2 separate regions of the Homo sapiens genome follow, and region 2 is linked to region 1. A link is a contact called in ENCODE Hi-C data. All regions are on one chromosome and are shown on one strand. The core of a region is the stretch at or near the end of the contact, and the rest is flanking DNA. Distances in the headings are between cores, read along the strand shown.

What was found. A loop is a pair of places that touch in the nucleus more often than their neighbours do. Pooled maps may share reads with other maps.
Region 2: a map of heart right ventricle shows a loop between it and region 1 (4-fold over the local background). The contact joins two enhancer-like sites. A Hi-C loop is called at or near these places in 13 of 168 maps with a recorded cell type or tissue (CD8-positive, alpha-beta T cell, cardiac septum, gastrocnemius medialis and 6 more), 3 of 37 single-sample maps with no recorded cell type and 17 of 50 pooled maps.

What each region holds. Positions count from the first base shown.
Region 1 is chr5:67,242,199-67,247,959 of GRCh38, forward strand. No RefSeq gene overlaps it. Among named protein-coding and RNA genes, the nearest start is that of TILRLS, 23 kb to the right of the region's middle. Within about 2 kb of position 2,478, at least 7 of the 41 ENCODE cell types and tissues checked have a DNase peak (open chromatin) inside an H3K27ac peak, as active enhancers do; they include heart right ventricle, where a contact is called at or near this core.
Region 2 is chr5:68,444,954-68,451,030 of GRCh38, forward strand. All of the region lies in intron 3 of LOC105379013 (a long non-coding RNA gene), which reads right to left. Among named protein-coding and RNA genes, the nearest start is that of PIK3R1, 230 kb to the left of the region's middle. Within about 2 kb of position 4,563, at least 7 of the 41 ENCODE cell types and tissues checked have a DNase peak (open chromatin) inside an H3K27ac peak, as active enhancers do; they include heart right ventricle, where a contact is called at or near this core.

The DNA of each region.
Region 1 (5,761 bases), core at 1,228-3,727:
GTTCTCCTGTTAACTGACAGTGTTGATCTGAATGCATTAAAATGGTTCATTAGCACAAAAACAGTGTCTTCATCTCTATTTCAGGTGCCCAGGATGTGGCAGAGGCATATATGATGTTGAGGGAATATTGCAGTTACACTTACCTAACTGATGGCATGTTGGGAGGATGGAGTAGTACAATTTAAGGATTTCATGCTGTATGGATCACTTCTTGTACCCTTTCTTACATCCTCTTAGCCTACCTTTTGACTCCAGGCATTGCTGTGATAACTGTGTGATTGTAACCTATCAGCCTCTCCCTTCAGCTGCACCACCAAACTCTCGCTTTCTGACCTGGGGCTTCTCTGAGGCTGTTGTTGACTTTGCAGAAACCGGGTTAGCCATTCTGCCCTATGCACACACCACAAGTGGGAATGAATGAAAACCCCATGGGGGCAATGATGGGAGCTGACGATAGTACTTCCCTTGGCATCCCTTAGAAAGACATACGAGGGACTCATTCGGCAAGGCAACCCAAAGCATCCCAAGAGGGGGGCGCCTCACTTGCCTATACCAGTGATCAGCTCAGTAAAAGACCTCTGGATTGGCTTTCCCTCCCCCTGTTTCAGTCTGCCTTGTTCTTTCCTCCTGTTCTTTGGAATCATTTCCCAAAGTAAACTCTTGTCTCAGGCCCAGCTTTTGGAGAGAACCCAGACTAAGACAGCTTATTTAAAATCAGCTTTACTCGGCCAGCGCGGTGGGTCACGCCTGTAATCCCAGCACTTTGGGAGGCCGAGGCGGACGGAGCACGAGGTCAGGAGATCGAGACCATCCTGGCTAACATGGTGAAACCCCGTCTCTACTAAAAATACACACACACACACAAAATTAGCCAGGTGTGGTGGCAGTCGCCTGTAGTCCCAGCTACTTGGGAGGCTGAGGCAGGAGAATGGCGTGAACCCGGGAGGTGGAGCTTACAGTGAGCCGAGATTGCGCCACTGCACTCCAGCCTGGGCGACAGAGTGAGACTGCGTCTCAAAAAAAAAAAAAAAAAAAAATCAGCTTTACTCAGTTAACTTTTTCTTAGATTTAGAGATGTTTGGAAACTATTTGCAAGGCTCATAAAATAAACACTAAATAAAGATGGTATAGAAAACAAGTAAATAGGGTGGCATCCATTATATTGTATGTAAATGTGCTATAAAGTATGAAGTGTTTTGTGAATTAGGCATTCTTCTTTCTTCAGTCAGGAGACAGACTCAGACAATTGCTTAGTTTTGATAAAACATTTCTCCATAATTCTACAGCTGTGTCTTAGATGGTAACTGAATAGTAATGTTTTGATTACAGCTTTGCAGATGTTGAGGCCCTAGACACAGCAGCTTTCTTCAATCAAGTGGTGAGTCCCTAGAAGACACTTGTCTTTCCTGTAGGTCAGTGCAAGGATCTTGAGCATGAAACCCTACGCTCAGAGCAGTGAGCTGGAAGGCTTGCTCCAGTGTGTGTGTGTATGTTTGCATTTGTGTGAGTGTGTGTGCATGTGTCTGTGCCTGCATGTGTGTATGTTTCTTTCTGTGTAAGCACAAAGTATGGATTCCAGTGTAATTATTTTATATACCACCATCTTTGGATTACAAATAGAAAAATGACATTTCTTTTGGGAATGGAGAGTATTGGACAGTGAAATGGATATCTGAAACCCTGTGCATTACCAATCGCTTAAACTACAGAATTTGTGTATCTTTTGCAGCTAGAAGAGACATTCAAGTTCACTCAGTGTTACAGATCTAGATCGTTTCTAACAGACAGCGGCACTAGAACCAGGCCTTTGGAGGCCCCTTCTCATGGTCCTTCTGGCATATCACACAGCCTTCTCTTAATGATCCTGCTTTTAAACCAGAGGTCAGCAACCTTTTTCTGTAAAGGGCAAGATAGTAAATTATTTTGGCTTTGTAGGCCAATGGTCTCTGTTGCAGTTGCTCAACTCTGCCCTTGTTGTGCGAAAGCAGTGGTAGAGGATACTTAAATAAACGAGTGTGGCTGTGTTCCAATAAAGGTTTATTTACAAACATAGGTATAGGTCTGACTTGGCCCACAATCTGTAGTTTCCTGAACCCAGTTTTATACCATTGAAGTTATGACAATTTCTGTTTGATGGTCACTAACAGGCTATTGGGTCTTAGAAAGTCAAAGCTACCATCTAGCCTGGTGGTAAGGTGAGCTGTTGCATCACAGTCCCCATGACTTGGCTTCTTTCCAGACCTGGGTATGCTCAGATCTCCAGCAGCCAGGAGAGTGGGCCTGGCTCCCACAGTACTCCAGTTTCCAAAAGGAATCACACATTCCCTTCCTGTGCAGATAAAAGAACAATTGGACCATGAGAGAACTTACTGGAAAGTAATGCAGGATCACCAGGAAGGAACAGGAATTCACTCCTCGGTCACAGTCTTCATAGTCTGATTGGGAGTCAATCAGGTCTAAAAAGGTCAGTGAGAATGTATGTCTGACTTTGGCAGGCTTCCAGCGCCTTACAGTCATGGAATAGTTTGTTGGGTTGTAGTTTTTTCCAGAGCCTATTCAGAGCTTCCTTTGGCTGCTCTATCCATGTCGGCTTCCTCACACCGCCACCCCACCACTATTTTCCCCTCACTTATTGTCTGTCAATGCAAAGCTATTGTTCCCGTTAACTAAAATCACCAATAAACAAATATTTTTTTTCTCTCCATTTCATCTTCCATAAAACTTGACTTTCAGGTCCTTTCCCCTGTACCCTCGTCTCTGGGAGCTGGTCCCAGGTCTCAGGCCCTAGAAAGCAAACATCTTCCATAAAAGGTCAGTGCAGAGAGTTTAGGTGAAACCTTATGCTGATGCAAATGGGCTAGATGATTGCTCTGGTGATTGTGTAGATTAATGTGTGTACATGTGTGTGTGTACGTGTGTGTCTGTGTGTCTGATTCTGACCTTTAAATTAGGCTTCTTCCCTGGGCCCCTGCTGAAGGAATTTCTTTCAGCAGCCTGGGTGCCATTGGTTAGCCTCCAGGTAGACATTATCTCTTCATTGTTGTCAAGTCTTCATTCTGTCCCTCCCATTTTTCACCATGTGAATCCACCTTATGATCTGTTTCAAAGTTGAACAAGATGAGAACTTTCAAAGGCTGGATGAAGAATGGAATTTTCAATGAATTTAATGACCTAATTCTCAAAAAGGTACATACAAAAAAAAAAAATTAAAAAGATATCTGCAGTTACTTGTTCTTTTTTTTTTTTTTTTGCCCTGATTGCATCATCTCTAAAGTTGCCTTTCTTGATGATCAACTGGCGAGATCTGTAAAGGGGCATAAGTTGCTAATGGGTCCTTGGAGTTGAAGTGATTTAGGGAAAAAAAATCCTACATTATTATTATTTTCCCCAAGTAGCACTCTGATGCCTGGGGAGAGGGATGCTGGTAGCTGTGTGAGAAGCGGCAGAAATGAGGAAGGAAGGAAGGAAGGAAGGAAGGAAGGAAGGAAGGAAGGAGGGAGGGAATATTTGATTATTTCTTCATAAACAACCAATTCCTTTAGCACCTGCTATGGTTCCTGCCGCTGTGAGAGGAATATCAATGGCTTCAATATTCCATTGTTTGTGACTGAGAAGCATTTGCCTGCTGTACTGGGCTGCTTAGTTTTTTCAGACTGGCCACAAGGCAGAAAATGTGGCAGATATATAAAAGGAAAATGTTGGCCAACATGCCCTACATCAGGTGAGTTTTCTGTCTAAAGCCCATTTTGGAGTTACTGCCTCTCCCCTTTTTGTTTCTTCACAGCCTTTTGTTGATTTTTAGTTACATTTCTTTCCCCTGATGAGTGGCATACCCTTAAGTGTGCAGGTTCTACTGTTCTGCTCACATTAACACTTCTGTTAGTTTTTTTGTAATAGCCTACTTTGTTTTGATAAAATCATTACTTTCTTCAGCAACACTAATGCAAAGGAATGATTCATGAATACAAATGAAAGAAACAGCTCACAAAACAGGAGAAAAGGTGAGGAAAGAGAAGTTATGTTGGGTACTTGAAGTAGATCATTACCACCAGGTGGCGCTATTAAAACACCTCATTTTAAAATCCTAAACAGGGTTGCAAATAAGGAAAATGCAAAATTAGAGTCCTTCACAGAGAAAATACTTTTTATCAAAGAGAGACAGAGTGTGCGTGTGTGTGTGTATGTGTGTGTGTGTTTAGAACATAATTGTTTTAGGAAGAAGTAAATATTATGGGAAGTGGTGATACTTTTTAGAAAGGTGGCTCACAATTGATATTCTTGTAAGTTAAATACTAAAGCTTTTGAATATAAATATATTTAATTCCAGCTAGACCTTTTCTAGAATCTTCTGAAGCATGACATTGTAGACATCAGAAAGATGGTTTACTTTTACCATTCCACAACCCACTTTCATTCTACATAGAGAGCTTGCACAGTGGGGGCATTTATGTGAAAACAATTAGTACCCCATTAGGGGAAACATGAAGCCTGCAGGTCTGAGATGTTCTTGACTGCTTTGGGAACTTGGCATGTAGAAAGCTGGTAAATTAATACTCCGTGGAAGAGGATTCTTTACTTTAAAACATGTTGTCTATTATGTGACTCCGTGCTGCTGGTACCATTGTTATTTAAAGTAGACATTTTCATGTTTGTGCATTCTGTATGTGCATAGGGTATCCATTTACTGACAGAGAGATGAAAAGCTGATAATTCACATGTTTGTACATCAAAGATAGGGTGTTGATATAATGGTCCAGATAATCTTACACTTGAAGAAAGGCCAGGAGTAGAAAGTGATCTAACACAAAAAAGCATTAACGCCCTGAATTTTACATTGATTCTCCCTTATTTCAGCCCCAGAGCAACTCTCTGAATCAGATGATGCTGATAACTCCATTCTTAAGGCGAGGCTCCAGGAAGTTAAATAAGTTGTCAGTTGTCACAAAGCCACACTATATGACAGAATCAGGAGTTAAGCTCAGAAATTATTCCAGGGAGAAAAAATGCAATAAAATGAAAGGGAAAAGGCCTACGTTGTTTTGCAGTTTGTATTTAGATAAAATACTGTGGATAGCTTTGAAAGAAAGTGGAAAGAGACATACATATATATATTCATTCTACTTTTCTTATGTAATTTTTATCAATTCTATCTCAGCATACTATAACATATTCCATCATCCACAAAGCAGGAAGCCTGGGAAGACTGCTGGGTTTTTCTATACCTGGGGAAGAAAATACAAGTTGCTCATGAAAGTTGTAGCTGTGATAGCTCCCACATAATTCACACTACAGAGGCATTGACCCAGCTGGAAATGCAATGCATTATATAGAAATCAGCTGGTCCCTGCCTGGAAGAATATATGTTAATGGGAATATGTGACTCCAAGGAGAGTGCCTGGTATATACTAGACATTCAACATGTTGGCAGGATCTGAGCCTACAGCAATATAAAACCGACAACTTTATATTGTTTTGAAGTATCTGATGAACTCTTTATTTCTTGTTTCTAATTGAATTGTATTTAGATAGCGGTTTTTAGCCAAATTTTGCAGAGACGCTTCTGTATCCACCTGGGAAGTTATATGGGGGAAAGATTGTGTATAGGGGGCAGTGGTGTGTGTGGTGGGGGAGTGGGCTTCGCCATCCACCCTAGCTTATGTTAGAGCAGGTGGGCTATTTCTAATACATGCGACATTTCTAATACTGTGCTTGCATATTTTGAGTACTTAATTTTGATGTCAAGTCCTATAATACATCAGGG
Region 2 (6,077 bases), core at 3,313-5,812, 1.2 Mb after region 1:
TTGATAATGTCAATAAAGTAAATTTCATCACCCACTTGGAATGGCTCCGTCCTCGTCCCGGCAGTGTTTTGCCTTCCAGAAGAACAGAACAATGCACCATAGTTTCCAAGTGCCTTTCATTTGCCACTGGGACCTTTGCTATTTGGATCATACTTCCGCCTTCTCAGACCTTAACAAATAAAATATCTTGGTGCAAGCAATTTTCTCTGTAATGGAGGGAATTGCAATGATAAGCAAATTTTACCCAAATTCCTGTGAGTTTTCAATGCTTTATTTTAGGTTGACTGATGCTGTGTAAAAATGTTTCAATGACATCTAAAGCCAGAGGGCAAAAAAGTATCAAGAAAAAAAATTATTAAAACCAACAACCAATGTGTGTGTAAAGTAAAAAGTTTATATATAGTTCACCAAGCATCAATACTATAGACTTACTGGACTTTCAGCAACCCAGTAAGGTAGCTATGGCAGGTCTTATGATTCCCATTTTACAGATGAGGAAATTGAGGTCCATTCCGATTTTTTACTCAAAATCCTATGCTAGAGTTAACAATCCCTCAAAGTTCTTGAGTACCTTATTTATTACTGTTATTGTTACTCTTACCATTTGAAACCAGAGGGGCATTCACCTAAATTTTCATTTGCATGAGCAATCAAAGAAAATCAGAATTGGAATCACCTGCCAACATTTACTTAAAATAAATGTACTTATTATTTTCCAGACGTACTTCGGACAAGTTATTTTAAACACAATTGTGCATCAGTAAAAATCCACAGGAACAATGAACACTCCACAGGCTTCTGACTGAGAAAGTGAATAGGGAGCAGACCTTGTTATGGTGTCAGAATGAAACAATGCCTGGGAAGGCTCCAATACTGTTCCACAAACAAAACTAAGGAAATGGGAGAAGAAAGAAAAGTAAAGTATATTTATGTGCTGCAGGTCTAGCACTCCAGCAGGAAATTCCGAGTGAGAGCTCTCACCAGTGCCCTAGCCCTTGACCCTGAGGTCGTGGGGTTTTTGGGTCCAGCCAGGCATTGGTTGGCCACATCCACAGACTCCAGAGTCTTAAAGGGCCTGGGCCTCACTTGCCTCTCCCGTGTGCCCCAAAACCTGGCCACTCTGTCTGAAGGGTAGCCTCCCTTCTTGCTTTCACAAGCCTGTGGATGGCTGGTTTAAAGCAGGAAGAGCTGCCACTCTCCCTTCACACTTTACATCACCTCTACACAAGTCATTCACTGATTCCTGCCTTAGTAGGTGTTTAAATGAAGTGGTTGTTGCCTATTGACTGAGAATGGACACCTTGAAGAAACATACGATGTGCTTGACACACACTGCAAGTATTCCCTAACTTTATTACCTAAGAATCACTTGGGAGGCTCATTTACAATGCAGATTTCTGGATCTTATCCCTGGAGATCTATCTGGTAGGTTTGGAATGGGGCTGCAGCCCAGGATCTTAATCAAACAGCCCAGGTGATTTTATGTGGGGAATCTAGGTTCATATTTGAAAAATACCACAGTAATTGTGAAATAATTAAAATAATGAATGAATGGTAGCATTATGAATGTCAATAGTTGTTTCCCAAATTTGTCTTATCAAAAGAATCACTGGGACTACTGTCAAAAATACTGATTCCTAGGCCTCCCCTAGACAGACCTAGTAATCATAATCTCCAGAGAAGGTACCTGGGAATCTAAATTATTAAACAACTGCCCCCAAATGAGTCTTCTGATCAGGCCCATTTGGGGAATACCACTATAGGCTGTGGTCTCTGCAGTTCTCACAGCATTCGTTTCTTGTTCTTTGAAGCAGTAACTTGGTGTGACCACATTCACACAGGTACCCAAAGCTCCTATTGTCTCAGTAAAACTGCTCCTTCTGTGCAGTACCATTTTAGAAAAACTTGGACATCTCAGTCAGACCCCAAATGATACTTCCAATACATAGCCTATAACTGTAGATCCAAATGAGTTTTAATAAAATCAGATTTCAAAATATTCAATAATTGATACAGCATGAGTGCCAACCAATGTGGATAAACAGTAGGTTGTAAATAACCTGTACTTACCTTCTATTATTAGCCCCCAGTATATTTTAAATGACAGTTTTCAATTGTGTCAGCCTCCTAGAGCTTAGGAATACTGATTTATTTTCAAGATCCCCTTCTACTTTATCTCTCCCATCCCTATTAAAAGAGCTTGAGATTGGTAAATATCTTCAAAGTAATGCTTGGTAATTGTGCCTGGGTTTGGCTAATATATTTTCCCCTGTTTAATTTGTTGCATGCTCCATGCCCTGACATCTTATTCCTTACCAGACCAGAAGTTTTCAAATGTGCAAGCCTATTGTGCCTGGGGAAAAATGTTGAACTTTTGCCTTTGTAATAAGATATGCTCCAATTACCAACTTTAGCAATTTAATATAGTTGAATAATAACTGAATGGGACACTTTGTCACTCAGTCATTATTCAAGCTCCTACTAGGGGTGGAATGAACAGTTGCTGGAGGTCAGTCTATTCCTGAGGGAGCTCAGCCTCGCAAATCAACACTCTTGAGAATTTTTTAAAAAGCGATGTTATAAAAAAATAATTCTAGGAAGTACAAATCAAACTATAGATTTGTAAAATGCTATAAGAGCTTGGGTTCCATTTTTAAGAATGGCACAGTGTTTAATGTTAAGATAATTTTATATGTGGAATGCATGGTGGAGAGATAAAGCAATCACCTGGATAATTCAATCTAAGAAGCGCTTTGTGGGTGGAGATGATACAGATAGATGAGGTCATTTTCGCCTGGGCCACAGATATTACACATTTCCCCTCACCCTACATTGCACGTAGCCTCACATCCAGAAGGTATTACAGTACCCATGACAAGCTTTAAGCACCTATATCTTGCTTTGATGTGCACAAGACATTTCTGCTGAGAATTGCAAGGTCTCTTGTTTGTTTATAGCAAAGTTTGAAGACGCCAAGGGTGTTTATTTGTTTGGTTTAGGCTCAGGTTTGCTTGTGTGTTTTTTTCAGACGTACTGTAGGGCAATATTTTTCCATTTTGGGACTAAGACTTATTTGCCTATTAAGAGACTATTACATGCAGACTTTTAATTTATGTACTTAGTGCATATAATGTTCCTAAAGTCTCAGGGAAGTTAATCAAGAAAAAGTCAAGGGCAGGCTTCAGGAACTAGAATGTAGTCATTCAGGAAGGCCGTCTCTCCCTCTAGAATGACACTTTGTTGGGACGTGGCTGAGCCACAGGGTCTGGGGCCAGTGATGGCCACCTCAGTATCAGAACAAAAAGCAGCTCTAAGGAAAGATGTGGCACTCTTCCAGGACATCCAAGCCCTGCCTCCTGCAATCCAACAACCTCGTTTTACTCTCTGTGTGGACATTACTACCAAAGAGGTCATAGAAGCTTCCTGACCTCATTTCTCTAAAGCAAAGGAAGGATCTCACCTGCTATCTAGACCAGAAACGTCCTTCCTAGGGATGCTTAGAGGACTCAGAAGAGTTTCAGAATAAGTTCTGGAAAGAGTTCTGGAAGATGTTGGGGCGTCCTGAGAGATATGTACCCCTTCAACAGGGGGCTGAAGATCTCATGGTAGTGCCTCCCCATCATTCACCTGCTCTCCTCCCCCTGACCACTATATGCCATCCCTAGGGTTCTATAAGCCACAAACCAGGTGGAGGGACCAACTACAGGTCAAGAGAAGCTCCAGATCTGGGGCTAATAAATTGATTTAGGGGTTTCACAATTGTTGATATACTCTAGGACAGTGATTCTTCCTCCTCCTCCTCCTTCTCCTTCTTCTACTTTTTCTTCTTCCTCTTCCTCTTCCTCTTTCCTTCTCACATGGATACAGATGTAAATTGAAGAACACTTTTCCTAAATCACTAATTTTCTCATATCCACATTCTGATTAGATATCGCATGGCAGGGACCTTTCTCCAAGCCCTAAGAATGAATAGAAATCTAGATTCCCTCAGAGTCCAGCTCAGGAGACAGCACTGCTTACCCAGACTCAGTGGCCCTGACCCAAAGAATACTCAGCTTTTGTTCCAATGGAACCAGTATCCCCCTTTCCTTGCCCTGGCCCACTGCACACCAGGTCTTAGAGAAAACAGGTAGATTGATTTCCCCATAGCGGAGCTGCTGGGAGAAACTCTAAGCCATGCTTCAGTGAATGGAAGCCTCCATCAGCACCACATCTCCCTTGAGAAGCATCTGGAATGATCTTAGTTATTGTCTTTAGCTATATCCAAGCTGTGGCCTTACCTGACTCCTCAACTTCTATCCTTCTGAGCCCAGCCTGGTGGCCATACCCACCTCAACAATCAGTGCCAACCCAAGTTCCCCCTTCTGACCCATCCCATCTTTCCTTTCCTAGGGCCGCTCTCAGCCTTCGCTTCTGATTTCATATACCCAGCCAAGCCTTTGTCTAGCCCACCATAGCTGATTATTCAGGCTGAACATATATCCACTGGCTCAATCCAGGCCTATGCCCATCAGGAAGGCCTAACCCCATCCGAGGCCCTTGTGCTGGCGCAGAGCCTCCAGTGTCTGTTGCACAATTTGGGCACCACAGGGAACACATGACTGGCATCCACAAAGACAAAGATGGAAAATATGAGCCATCCATTTGGCAACAATGTTGGCATCTTCCTAAATTCGTGCTGCCAAGCTCTGACCAGAAAGATCTTGGCCTGTTTACTGCCTGATGCAGTCAGTCCAGACTCAGGGTGGCTCAGGTCATGGTGATAGAGCCAGCTATAATGAGATTTAGACATGCAAGAAAAAGACAGAGAAAGGGATCCAGACTCCATATCAGACACAAGCTAAAGGGAACACTAGAAAACCTTCATGAAATCAAAGAGGGAAGGTTTTTAAAATTTAGTAATTGGCCAAAAATAAACGTTACGTTCTGCTTTTCTTTTTTATTTGGTTTTCATAGGAGAAACTGTTTTCTGTCCACATAAAGTGTGTACGATCTTTTTTCCAGAATAAGGGAAGCAGGAAAATAGGTGAAGAATATCAAGTAACTGGAGGATGGTGTGTGTTATAATGGGGGAACAGCTGTGTCATTTGCTGCCTATAAAGTATTATTAATAATTTTGTGGCCAAAATAATTTCATAAGAACTTTAAAGAGAAGACGGAAAGAAAAGAACCAGTGCATACATTGATCTCATCCTATGCTCCCCCCAAATCTTTCAAGTTAAGTGTTATTTCTCCCACCTTGCCAACTGAGGCAGCCTCAAAAAGGCTAAAGGATTGCTCAAGATTACAAAACTAAAAAGTGATTGAGTTAGGAAAGGATTCCAGTCCACCAGACACAAAAGCTCACAACTGTCAAGGATTGTCATTAATTTAGACAACTGTCTTCTCCCTAAAGTGTATACTAAAAGAAGTTTATCAGCATTCCAAGACGATGTCATCAGAGAGACAGCATGGTCAAGTTACCATTGAAGGAGTCCTTCCAGTCCATTTCCCAAAACTAAGAGTTGAAAGGTGAGTTTTGTAATTGGTTCGCTTTGAATAGATTATTTATTTTAAGCCGCCTGGTCTGATGATGCAATAAGCAGGGGAACAAGCTTGGTTTGAAGATAGATTTCTGATCTTCTGGGAAGTGTTTCTACTTTAATAAGCTTTGATTCCCCAAGGAAATTCCTAAAGGCATTCAGTCACAACCCACTGGGCTGCCAGGTCTCTGTAAATACACACATGCGTGTGTGCACACACACATACAGGAATAGATAATTTTGTAGTCACGACAGAGAATGCTGCTGACAGTAAGCAGAGAGGAAACTATTGGGGGGTAAATTTTTCTTCTTGCAACTTGAATCCAGTGGTAGGGGGTTCACAAATTAAGTGATGATGGACAGATTAAGAGGAGAAAAGATGGCTGGGCATGGTGGCTCACACCTGTAATCCCAGGGAGGCTTAGGCAGGTGGATCACCTGAGGTCAGGAGTTCAAGACCAGCCTGGCCAACATGGTGAAACCCCATCTCTACAAAAAATAAAAAAAAAATTAGCCGGGAGTGGTGGTGCATGCTTGTAATCCCAGCTTCTTGGG